3 separate regions of the Homo sapiens genome follow, and all the other regions are linked to region 1. The links are chromatin contacts, found by Hi-C or POLR2A ChIA-PET in ENCODE. All regions are on one chromosome and are shown on one strand. The core of a region is the stretch at or near the end of the contact, and the rest is flanking DNA. Distances in the headings are between cores, read along the strand shown.

Evidence for each region. A loop is a pair of places that touch in the nucleus more often than their neighbours do. ChIA-PET counts read pairs that join two places held with the same protein, here RNA polymerase II (POLR2A). Pooled maps may share reads with other maps.
Region 2: a loop to region 1 is called in a pooled map, with 2.8 times the contacts of the local background. The contact joins the enhancer-like site here to the promoter of CLEC7A in region 1. A Hi-C loop is called at or near these places in 2 of 37 single-sample maps with no recorded cell type and 1 of 50 pooled maps. POLR2A ChIA-PET finds 5 or more read pairs at or near these places in 2 of 52 experiments (AG04450 and common myeloid progenitor, CD34-positive).
Region 3: a loop to region 1 is called in a pooled map, with 2.2 times the contacts of the local background. The contact joins the enhancer-like site here to the promoter of CLEC7A in region 1. A Hi-C loop is called at or near these places in 3 of 37 single-sample maps with no recorded cell type and 7 of 50 pooled maps. POLR2A ChIA-PET finds 5 or more read pairs at or near these places in 1 of 52 experiments (activated T-cell).

What each region holds. Positions count from the first base shown.
Region 1 is chr12:10,128,821-10,132,606 of GRCh38, reverse strand. It overlaps CLEC7A (C-type lectin domain containing 7A), which reads left to right and starts at 2,408. Exons shown (of 6, transcript NM_197947.3): 1 at 2,408-2,627. The coding sequence starts at 2,525. It overlaps LOC105369655 (a long non-coding RNA gene), which reads right to left. Exons shown (of 4, transcript XR_007063208.1): 2 at 1,367-1,526; 3 at 815-922.
Region 2 is chr12:10,394,133-10,397,613 of GRCh38, reverse strand. All of the region lies in intron 4 of KLRC4-KLRK1 (KLRC4-KLRK1 readthrough), which reads left to right. It overlaps KLRK1-AS1 (KLRK1 antisense RNA 1), which reads right to left. Exons shown (of 4, transcript NR_120430.1): 4 at 1-1,435. Among named protein-coding and RNA genes, the nearest start is that of KLRK1, 5.8 kb to the right of the region's middle. RefSeq lists an enhancer at 1,415-2,056. Within about 2 kb of position 2,178, at least 15 of the 41 ENCODE cell types and tissues checked have a DNase peak (open chromatin) inside an H3K27ac peak, as active enhancers do.
Region 3 is chr12:10,555,373-10,558,777 of GRCh38, reverse strand. All of the region lies in intron 1 of LINC02446 (long intergenic non-protein coding RNA 2446), which reads right to left. Among named protein-coding and RNA genes, the nearest start is that of LINC02446, 3.7 kb to the right of the region's middle. Within about 2 kb of position 1,562, at least 4 of the 41 ENCODE cell types and tissues checked have a DNase peak (open chromatin) inside an H3K27ac peak, as active enhancers do.

The sequences.
Region 1 (3,786 bases), core at 1,159-3,658:
TTGTGGCAGCTTAAGTAAGGCGGGAAGCTCATTTATGTACTCTCTTGAGCTCTCTTCCATTTTGATAGGTGTTAGACTGTCAGAACTGCAGAGCCCTCATCATATAACAACTCCTCCCAAATCTCTGCACTAGAGACTTGGCAAACTCTAGCACGCCTTCTAGTAGCCTAAGGCAAGGTCCATAGGATGATTCAGCACTACTTAAAAGGCCAGCCTGAGGAAGCCCAATGCTGCTAGGAGAATTTACTTTTTGTTCCAGTTAAAACTTGTTAACAGGCCAGGTGTGGTGGCTCATGCGTGTAATCCCAGCACCTTGGGAGGCCGAGGCGGGCGGATCACGAGGTCAGGAGATCGAGACCATTCTGGTTAACACGATGAAACCCTGTCTCTACTAAAAATACAAAAAATTAGCCAGGCATGGTGGCGGGCGCCTGTAGTCCCAGCTACTTGGGAGGCTGAGGCAGGAGAATGGCGTGAACCCAGGAGGCAGAGCTTGCAGTGAGCCGAAATCGCGCCACTGCACTCCAGCGTGGGCAACAGAGCGAGACTCTGTCTCAAAACAACAACAACAACAAAAAACTTGGTAACAGATAGGCTCCTGAATTCCTTTTAGAGCAGTTACTTTAGAAATCTTACAGTTAGGCCAGGTGCAGTGGCTCACGCCTGTAATCCCAGCACTTTGGGAGGCCGAGGCAGGCGGATCACCAGAGGTCAGGGGTTCAAGACCAGCCTGACCAACATGGAGAAATGCTGTCTCTACTAAAAATACAAAATTAGCCTGGCGTGGTGGCACATGCCTGTAATCCCAGCTTACTCAGGAGGCTGAGGCAGGAGAATCGCTTGAACCCGGGAGGCGGAGGTTGTGGTGAGCCGAGATCGTGCCATTTGCACACCAGCCTGGGCAACAAGAGCGAAATTTCGTCTAAAAAAAAAAAAAGAAAGAAAAGAAAAATAAATCTTACAGTTAAATTCTTTCTCTGCCCTTTGAGAAGCAAATCTACCACACAGAACTGTTTCTTCAAGGACTTGGGAGCTGTTTCTTTGAAATGCAAACATTCAGGGAGATAAATCTTGCTCTTTCTTTCAGATGCAGCATAAGGACCAACTTAGCTGGGTGCTTCACTTCAACTATCACCATGTCCTTCTGTCATATAGATAGGCAAAGTTTCTCTGTCCTCTGGATAAGGGCCAATTAACAAATCCAGAGAGTCTAGTCACATTAACTTTCCTTAACACCACTCAGTATCTTTTCCTTAGCAAACTCCACTTTAAAATGTCATCAGCTTTACTTTTGGGGAAGTTGAGTTCAGTTAATGCTGCACTGGTTCCTGTTGCAATAGTATTACTGAATAAAACCTGTCCTCACCACATTAACTAGTATCCAGATTTGTTGATCCTTGACAACACTCAGATGTCTCCTGCACTCTACTGGCTTCAAGGTCGGATAAATGAGTTGAACACCTCTTCAGTTTCCAGCAATGTTAGGTGTTTTCTATATTTCTTTGATTTGATCATTACTATGGAAACTGGAAGAGAGGGAAAAAAAATCAAACATCTAACATAATATTTCAGTCCCAACACCTTCCATAAGCTGTTCCTTGCAATATAAGTGTATGGAATGATGAAAGAGGCAGTGTAGCGTAACAGAAAAGACCACGAGTTTTGCAGCAAGAGTCAGCTTTGATTTGATTCCTTGCTCTAAATTTTTAAAATTAGCTTCTTAAACCTGAGAAAGAGGCTAAATTTTCTGTCTCATTTTTTCATTTGAAAATAGAAATAATAATGCCTACTATATAGACTTGGAAAAGTGAGATTGAACAAGAAAATATGTACAACATGTGGTACTTAGCTCATAGTAATTGTTCAATAAATGTTATTTTGTGTTAATATCTGATAATTCCCAAAGAGATTTGTTTTCTCTGTCTGTTGTTACAACAATGCATCTCCTCATGCCATCCCTCATTTACCTATCTATATATTTCCTTTATTAAGCAATGAGTTTCTTCATAGGTATCATTTTTCCTTGTATTGTAAGCTCCTACCAATTGAAAAGGTGGGCATCCAGTACCTGTTTATGTAATTTAAAAAATACATGAATAAATACATGAACAAAGTTATGGTAAACTTGGAGCACCAAAACTGAAATAGTTTGCATCGGTTAAATTAATTAATGTCAGACTTAGTTGTGAGAGTAATGAAGGCAGCATAAGACATTAATGTATGCATTTTTCTTACATTTGGTCTGAAACAAAGACTCATCTGCTATGCTGCCTTTTAGTTTTCCTGAGTCAGCAGTCTCAGAAACAGGATCTAAAGGTACAAATGGAAAATTACCACAGCATAGTTTCATTTCCTGCTCTTGAATATCTGGTTGAACTACTTAAGCTTAATTTGTTAAACTCCGGTAAGTACCTAGCCCACATGATTTGACTCAGAGATTCTCTTTTGTCCACAGACAGTCATCTCAGGAGCAGAAAGAAAAGAGCTCCCAAATGCTATATCTATTCAGGGGCTCTCAAGAACAATGGAATATCATCCTGATTTAGAAAATTTGGATGAAGATGGATATACTCAATTACACTTCGACTCTCAAAGCAATACCAGGATAGCTGTTGTTTCAGAGAAAGGTATATATATGTTTTTTCTAATGTGTGCCTTTAGCTCTCCCGTTTGAAAAGATATAAGGGGAGGCTAGGCATGGTGGCTCACACCTGTAATCCCAGCACTTTGGGAGGCCGAGGCGGGTGGATTGACTGAGGTCAGGAGTTCGAGGCCAGCTTGGCTAACGTGGTGAAACTCTGTCTCTACTAAAAATACAAAAATTAGCCGGGCATGGTGGTGCACGCCTGTAGTTCCAGGTACTTGGGAGGCTGAGGCAGGAGAATCACTTGAACCTGGGAGGTGGAGGTTGCAGTGAGCCAAGATCATGCCAATGCACTCCAGCCTGGGTGGCAGAGCAAGACTCCATCTCTGAAAAAAAATAAAAATAAAAACAAAACAAAAAGATATAAGGGGAGAAAATTTGAGAGCCTCGTGATGTGTATATTTTTATGGATATACTTTTAAAGGCTTCAGATGTCACTGAAGATAAATTGAATGCACCCTAAACCTTTTTTCATGAAAATTATTCAGTGACCAATTATTAGTGTTTAAATTAATTATGTCTGATGGCAGAAAATAGAATTTCTCTTTTCTATAGATATAGACATTTCATCAGTGAGGAATTGGTAATAAGTGGGATAATACACAAAGATAAAGGATTTCTGTATGAGTGACTTGTTGCTTGTTTGATAGAAAGGCTAGATTATCGAATGGAGGCCAGGAAACTTAAAGAAGTATATATATGAACAACATTTTTTTTTTGTGGTAAGAGATTAATTTAAATTGTTTTTAAACAAAAAACAATTATTGGTATACCAGTGATGGAAAATATATGAACATATGGTAGATAAAAACATCCCACCAGCAGGACATGAGTCTTAAACAAAGTGTAAATGAAATGAAATAGAAAGAAGGGCATTGGAGGATCTCTGTATTCATAGAATGGGTGATTTAGCCTACTCTACGATTCTCCTATGTGACAATTCTATGAAATGTCCTGACAGCTTAGTCACAGTGGAAAGCAGAAATACATTCTGGTTATGGCAATGTTCATACAAAATTAGTTCCCTATTATCTTTGAGAGAGAGAGATCATTTGTCGGTTTTGACACCAGAGTTTGCTTTCTTCTGCTTTCTGGTTATTCACACTGCACAAATATTTTCCTCTCAGCACTGATGTAATTCT
Region 2 (3,481 bases), core at 929-3,428, 270 kb before region 1:
AACAACAAAAAATGGGGTTTTCTCATTCATTTCCTGCAAAATTCAGCACTTTCAGTTGAAAAGCAGTGGTCTGTTACACTATGCCCCAACCTCTGACCGCTAATCAAGTCTGTCCTTGTGGCAAAAAACACTGTTGATTTTCCCCCAGCTGTAAAAACTGCAACTGTTACTCACTGTGCTGGGTGTGGTGGGTGGGCAGAAGGCACGGGAGCAGCACTAGGTAAACTTACTACAAATTTGCTGCACTCTTCCTTGAATCTCTAGCAGTTTTTCCAAGAATAAATAGTTCACAAATGATTATTAGCCTTTGATCAATTTCCAGGGCCTCGGAATTGCTTTGTTAATTTGTCCTCTTCATTCAGTCACAGCAATACATTTGTATGTGTTCAGTGCGTAACACTCATTATCTTAGTGAATTGAAAGACTGAAAAGTAACAAGAATTAGCTTTGCTATTACAAAATTTAAATTAGTATAATAGTATTGATTTTGCATCTCATAAAATTTGTTTTCTTATACAAATTCTCAAACTCTGCCAGTAATTTTTTATGGATTGCAGTCTCCCGCAAAACCAATAATCATTTGCAGGTGTGGCCAAATGGCCCAGCTTTCTATTGCAAACACTAATCTTCTTGAGAACGTCTATATTTTATACCTAGAAGGAATAACATTACAAAGAAAAGAGCAATATGTGAACAATTGTATAAATATTTGTTTCCATAGACAAATTATATAGAAAATATTCAGATTTAGATACGTAACTATTAAATAAGTCATCTATTCATAAAAAAATTGTTATATATTACCAGTATTAGCAATACATTTCCAATATCTTCAGAGAGGAACAAGAACTGTGCACATCTGAATTTTTACAAAGACAAACTTCTTTTGAATTTTGTTCGGAAATAAAAACATGCTTGTAAACACCAGCTTATAAACATGCTTATAAACACTTAAGTGTTATAGCTTACACAAACTTAATATAACATTACTCCCACCATCTGTAAAGAACATACTTCTAGTTGCTTCAAAAGCCATACAATTAGGTTCTTCGAACTATTTTTAAATCTTTACATTATTTTAAAAATACATATCCAGGTACATACTCTTTCTTTCTTTGAGACAGAGGCTCGCTCTGTCACCCGTGCAGTGGCAGTCTCGGCTCACTGAGATCTCAGCCTTCCAGGCTCAAGCAATTCTTCGGCCTCCACCTCCGAAGTAGCTGGGACTACAGGCACTCACCACCATGCCTGGCTAATTTTTCGTAGAGATGGGGTTTCGCCATGTTGGCTACGCTGGTCTCAAACTCCTTACCGCAAGCAATCTGTCCACCTCGGCCTCCCAAACTGCTGAGATTACAGGCGTGAGGGATTGTAGGCGTGAGGGATTACAGGCATGAGCCACCGCGCCCTGCTATGTTACTTATTTCTTAAACACCTGCAATTCATTAAAATACACCATGTATAAATTATAAATCATAATATTATCAAGAACTGTTATTTCTAAGTGCTGAATAAAATGAATATTTCCACGATGAATTAATTTCTTCTAGTCTTTGAAGGTGTTTAAAATGACAATTCAACAATTGTGGGTGGCCCTAGGACAGGGCAGTTCTAAAACTAGCAAGTTGAAATTGGCGAGGATGGATCTCACGCTGTGACTGGCCAGGAGGAAGAGTTTTCATTCCAGAGTGCTGGAGCTAGATACCGGAAGGCATGTAACAGGGATCCGGACAGCTAACAAAAACTTGCTGGAGGGTAAATACCGCAGGATGTTATGCAAACATGCAGCTGGTAGCCACAGTCATAGGAGCAAAAGGAGAGAAAGTATCATAAAACCAGGAAGAAAAACCCTTTTTCCTCCAGACTACACACTGCCTTTTAGGGACAAAATTTATCATATAAGCTGGCAAGGGAGAAATTTTATGGGCTCTGCTTTCATTATGGTAGAGCAGGATGGTGAAGGATAGATTTGAAACTAAGAGGCAATAAATTGGTAATAAACACACAAGGTTACTATGCAGCAACCACAATGTTGCTATATAACAATAACAGCCATTTAGATACACCCCACTTCCTCAGAGAAGGAAACCAACATTACATTCTAAATCTGTTCTAGTGTAGCATTGTCAGTAATTAGTTCTCCTTTCTGGTAGAGATTGGTATTTCCACTGAGAAATAGTTTTCTTTGTTAATATCACAGTTCCACGTAAAAACATCATTTGCTTCTATGGCATGTGGCCCTTAACCATTTGTGCCTGTTCTAGCCCCATTAATATCAAATTCATTATCTTCTGAGTAGGTCACATTGTCTGCTCAAAGCATGGAAACCCTGCCTTGTTAACCTCTTCCTTAAAACCCCTCAAAGGCTTTTTACTGACTACATGGTACTATCAAACAACATAGCTTAGATTATAAATCTTTCTTCTCACTTGAAGGGGTGGCCTGCCCCTCCACACCTGTATTTCTAGTCGGGTGGGACGAGAGACTGAGAAAAGAAATAAGACAGAGACAAAGTATAGAGAAACAACAGTGGGCCCAGGGGACTGGCGCTCAGCATACCAAGGAGCTGCAGTGGGCACTGGTCTCTGAGTTCCCTCAGTTTTTATTGATTATTATCTTCATTCTTTCAGCAAAAAGGAATGTAGTAGGAGGGCAGGGTGATAATAAGGAAAAAAACATGTGAGCAATAGAATCTACGTCATAATTAAGTTCAAGGGAAGGTACTATGACTGGACGTGCACGTAAGCCAGATTTATGTTTCTCTCCACCCAAACATCTCAGTGGAGTAAAGAATAACAAGGCAGCATTGCTGCAAACGTGTCTCGCCTCCCACCATAGGGTGGTTTTTCCCCCATCTCAGAATTGAACAAATGTACAATCGGGTTTTATACCGACACATTCAGTTCCCAGGGGCAGGCAGGAGACAGTGGCCTTCCTCCCTTTCTACACAGACACAGTAACAGTCTGATCTCTCTTTCTTTTCCCTACATCACTCACACCCTTTCTTGTGGTTCCAGGTTGCCCCAGGCTGTTTTCATCTCCAGCTCTTCATAACGCCACTTAATAAACCAACAATACTGGACTGCATATAGCATTTTTTATTCATTTTAATGTCTCTCTTCTATGTTTTAGAGATTTCTGTCTTTGGTATTTTGTATGTTTTAACAACATTACCTTGATTTCTAACGTTTTTTTTTTAATCTCCAGAAATCACCCAATCTAGGACACCTTCTCTAACACCATTTTCTCACATTTAATACTGGAGACCTATTAGAAAATTGTCCTTTATAATACTATCATTTAAAACACCCAGAGTTTGTGTCTACCGTTGTGAATTACATACTAATTTAAAACCATCTGCTTCTGTGTATGCCTTAAATAGAGTGTGGACAACTAGATGATAGGAACTGTGCTTTATACTTTATTGAACTTTGTTTATTCATGGCCAAACAATATGCTTGCTCCATAATAGATAAAAGCT
Region 3 (3,405 bases), core at 313-2,812, 430 kb before region 1:
TATTCTATAAATATATAAGGAAATCCTGCTATTTGTGACAACATGGATAAACTTAGAGGACACTATTCTAAGTGAAATAAGCCAGACGCCAAAACACAAATATTGCGTGATCTCACTTGTATGTGGAATCTAAAAAAGTTGAAGACACAGTAACAAAGGGTAGAGTGGTAGTTACCAGGGGTTGGGGGCTGGGGGAGAAGTTAGTCAAACTTTTAGTTAGAAGATGAGTAAGTTCTGGAGACCTAACGTACAGCATGGTGACTATAGTTAATAATAAGGTACTGTATACTTGACATTTGCTAAGAGCAGGTCTTAAGGGTTTTTAACCCCACACACACAAAATGGTGGCTAGGTGAGGTCATGGTTATGTTAACTTCATTGTGGTAATTGTTTCACAATGTATATGTATATCAAAACATCATGTACATTTTAAATATATACAATTTTTGTGAATCATGTCTCAAGCTGGAAAAAACCAGTGAGATGCTATATAAATGATTAAACATATTCCCATTTTGCATTTAGGTTAAGAAAGAATTTTATATTCAGGTATATCCTTACTTTTGAACTACAGCCAACCTCTGATCATTTAACTTTTTAGTTTCCCATTTTTATTTATCCCACCCAGGGTATTAATGGTAGGGATTCTTCACAGCTGTGACTCATTTGCTTCCAGCGCCAGCACCAGGGAATTTCAAACTTTATTTGGCATAAGAATCACCTGGAGAGCTTGTTAAGCTGCTGATTATTGGGTCCCATTTCAGAGTTTCTGATTCAGTGATTCTGGCGGAGAGCCCAAGAATTTGCATTTTTAACAGTTCCCAGGTGATGTTTCAGTTGCTGGTCCTGGAACCACACCTGGGGAACTTTTGCTCTAGTTTATTTTCAGTTATTTCTCACTGAAAGTACTAATGATGTAGACCAATACTCTTTGGTCAATCTGAAAATTCCTCCCTTGGACTTGCTTTCTCTGGCAGAAAAATACTCTGTTATTTCTTCAGACAAAGCCCCAATTGGCCTTTTCTTTCCAGAGCCTTATTTTCTGATTAAATGTTTTTTTCCCCTAATAGAATCTGTTTTCTTCCCTCATTAAGGTTCACCTCTTCTTGCTGTCTGTAGTGACAGACGGTCCCTGCTTTCCTGCCTCTTACGAGAATCCCACTTGTGAATGAAGAGTTCAGTTCAGCTTTATCTTGACCAGGTGCGAGACTGCCCCTTTGTGATTCTCAATCCCACACAGGGTGTCCAAGTTTCCTATCTTCTCCTCGGGGGAGCTTAAAAGTGTCCAGAACTGTTGAAGTGGCAAGTTGTCCACAGGTGACAGATAGTAGAAAATGCATGACCTTATTTCTGTCCCATCGTGTTCAAAGGTTCTCTTGTTAGTTAGCACCCACTACCACTTCATTTTGCACTCCGCTTTTCTGCCTTCCCCTTCCCAATGCCTGGGGGAAAGAAAACATCGGGTTCAACAAGTGAACTTTTACTTCAGACTCTTCATAGTATTTTCTTTGCAAATTATCGAAAAAGAGTGCCTGGCTAGGGCATGAAAGAGAGGGAGGGAAAAACCCTGAGAATAAGAAAACCACTGGGCTGTTATCCCTCTAACTCTGTCTCTCTAGATTTGGATATTAATTCATACATACATTTGTTCATTCATACCTTCATTCTTTCCACAAATATTTATTGAGCCCTGCATGCCTTTTGCTAACACTAACCACCACTTTTTAAGAGATCGATTTCCCTCTACATATACTATTTTCTAATTAAGTTCAAATGGTATACATTATATATTAAACATATATATGCATATTAAACATATATTTAAATGTGCACTAGTACAATTTATATGTAAGGAGTGTGTTTAGCGTGTATGTGTTTTAGATTTTACTTGTAATCTCCAATCAAAGATGATGTAGAATTGATCTATGATACAAATATACAGGTGTTTTTGTTTGTTTTTATCTCAGAATCACCAAGAGTTAAAATATCTTTTTTTTTTTTTTGCTTTAAGGTGCTATATTTTATTGAACACATTTCTGGAGTTTCTCTACAATGTTCTCCAGTTATTGTGTGCTCTTCTTTATGTGTCTACCTGATAATACATATGACACATGAAATTTTACAAATGTGTTTGTCCAATATTCTCAAAGGCATGACAACATGCAGATTAAATATCTGGAAGCCAAAATGAAATATTTTTAGAAATTGTTACATAAAAGCACAAAGAAGACAAATTACACCATTTGTAATTACTTAAAAATTCTTTTAAAGAGTACTTAAAATACTTTTAAATACCCTTCCAGTCATTTTTAAATTTAAAAAAGTTTGTTTAATTAAACAAACAATTGCTTCTTAAAATACATTATAGATTCTATACGAAAAATTGCAGGTAATTATACAGGAAAAAGTTTTTTTTTAATCCAAAATGTTATATGTAACCAAGAAATAGTCATTGTGATTATACAATCTATTAATGTATTATAGTTGGATATATATACAGATGAATAAGTAGAATATTAGGACAGAAAAGCATTTAGTAAAATAGGATTATACTATACATATTGTGCTTTAATTGTAAAAAAACTATTAAATTTTACATTAGCAGGATCTAGTAGAAAATAAGGCAGAAAATTAAACTAAATGAATTAATATTTAGAATTAATGTTTCTTTAACATAAGACACTATTTCCTAAGTTTTCCCTTTTAAGATTAAGAGAAATACTATTTTTATAAAGATTTTGAAGTCACTAGACTTTTATTCTTTTAAAAATATGTTTTACTTGTAGTAAAGATTGTTTCTCTGGTATGAAAATGTGAAGACTTCGATATTTTCATGTCTCTTTCCTCAATGTCCAAATTTATTAATTTTATCATTATTTTTATTGTCTTTATGTGGATATTCATATAAAATTAGTCATTTTCAGATTAATAGTATCAATTGTATTTAAATCAATTTAAGATCATCACTATTAATTTTCTATGCCTGATTTTATTTTGATTCAATTTTTAAGTTAAAAGGTGTCATGGATTCTTCTTATTTTATAAGCATATGAAATAAAATTATATAAAGTATAGCCTACAATTCACTTAGTAGAGTGCCCTCATTGAAAATCATCCAGAAATATATTTTTACAAAGGACTTTATTCCAGCAAAGCAATATTATAATGCTAACTCAAAAATAATGTATTAACAGAAACTGAACCAGTTGAGTTAAAAAAAAAAACATCTTGTACGGACTTGTGCTTAGAAAACAAAAAGCCACAGAGATAATCGCTCTCACCTGACAACAAGAAAAATTCAGATAATGTATAAAAGTATAACTTTATCTGAGGACATCAGAGTGCTGAGGTCACAAGGCAACCACTTAAATTGAACTCCAAGCGGGACATGCACCGCTAAGGAGA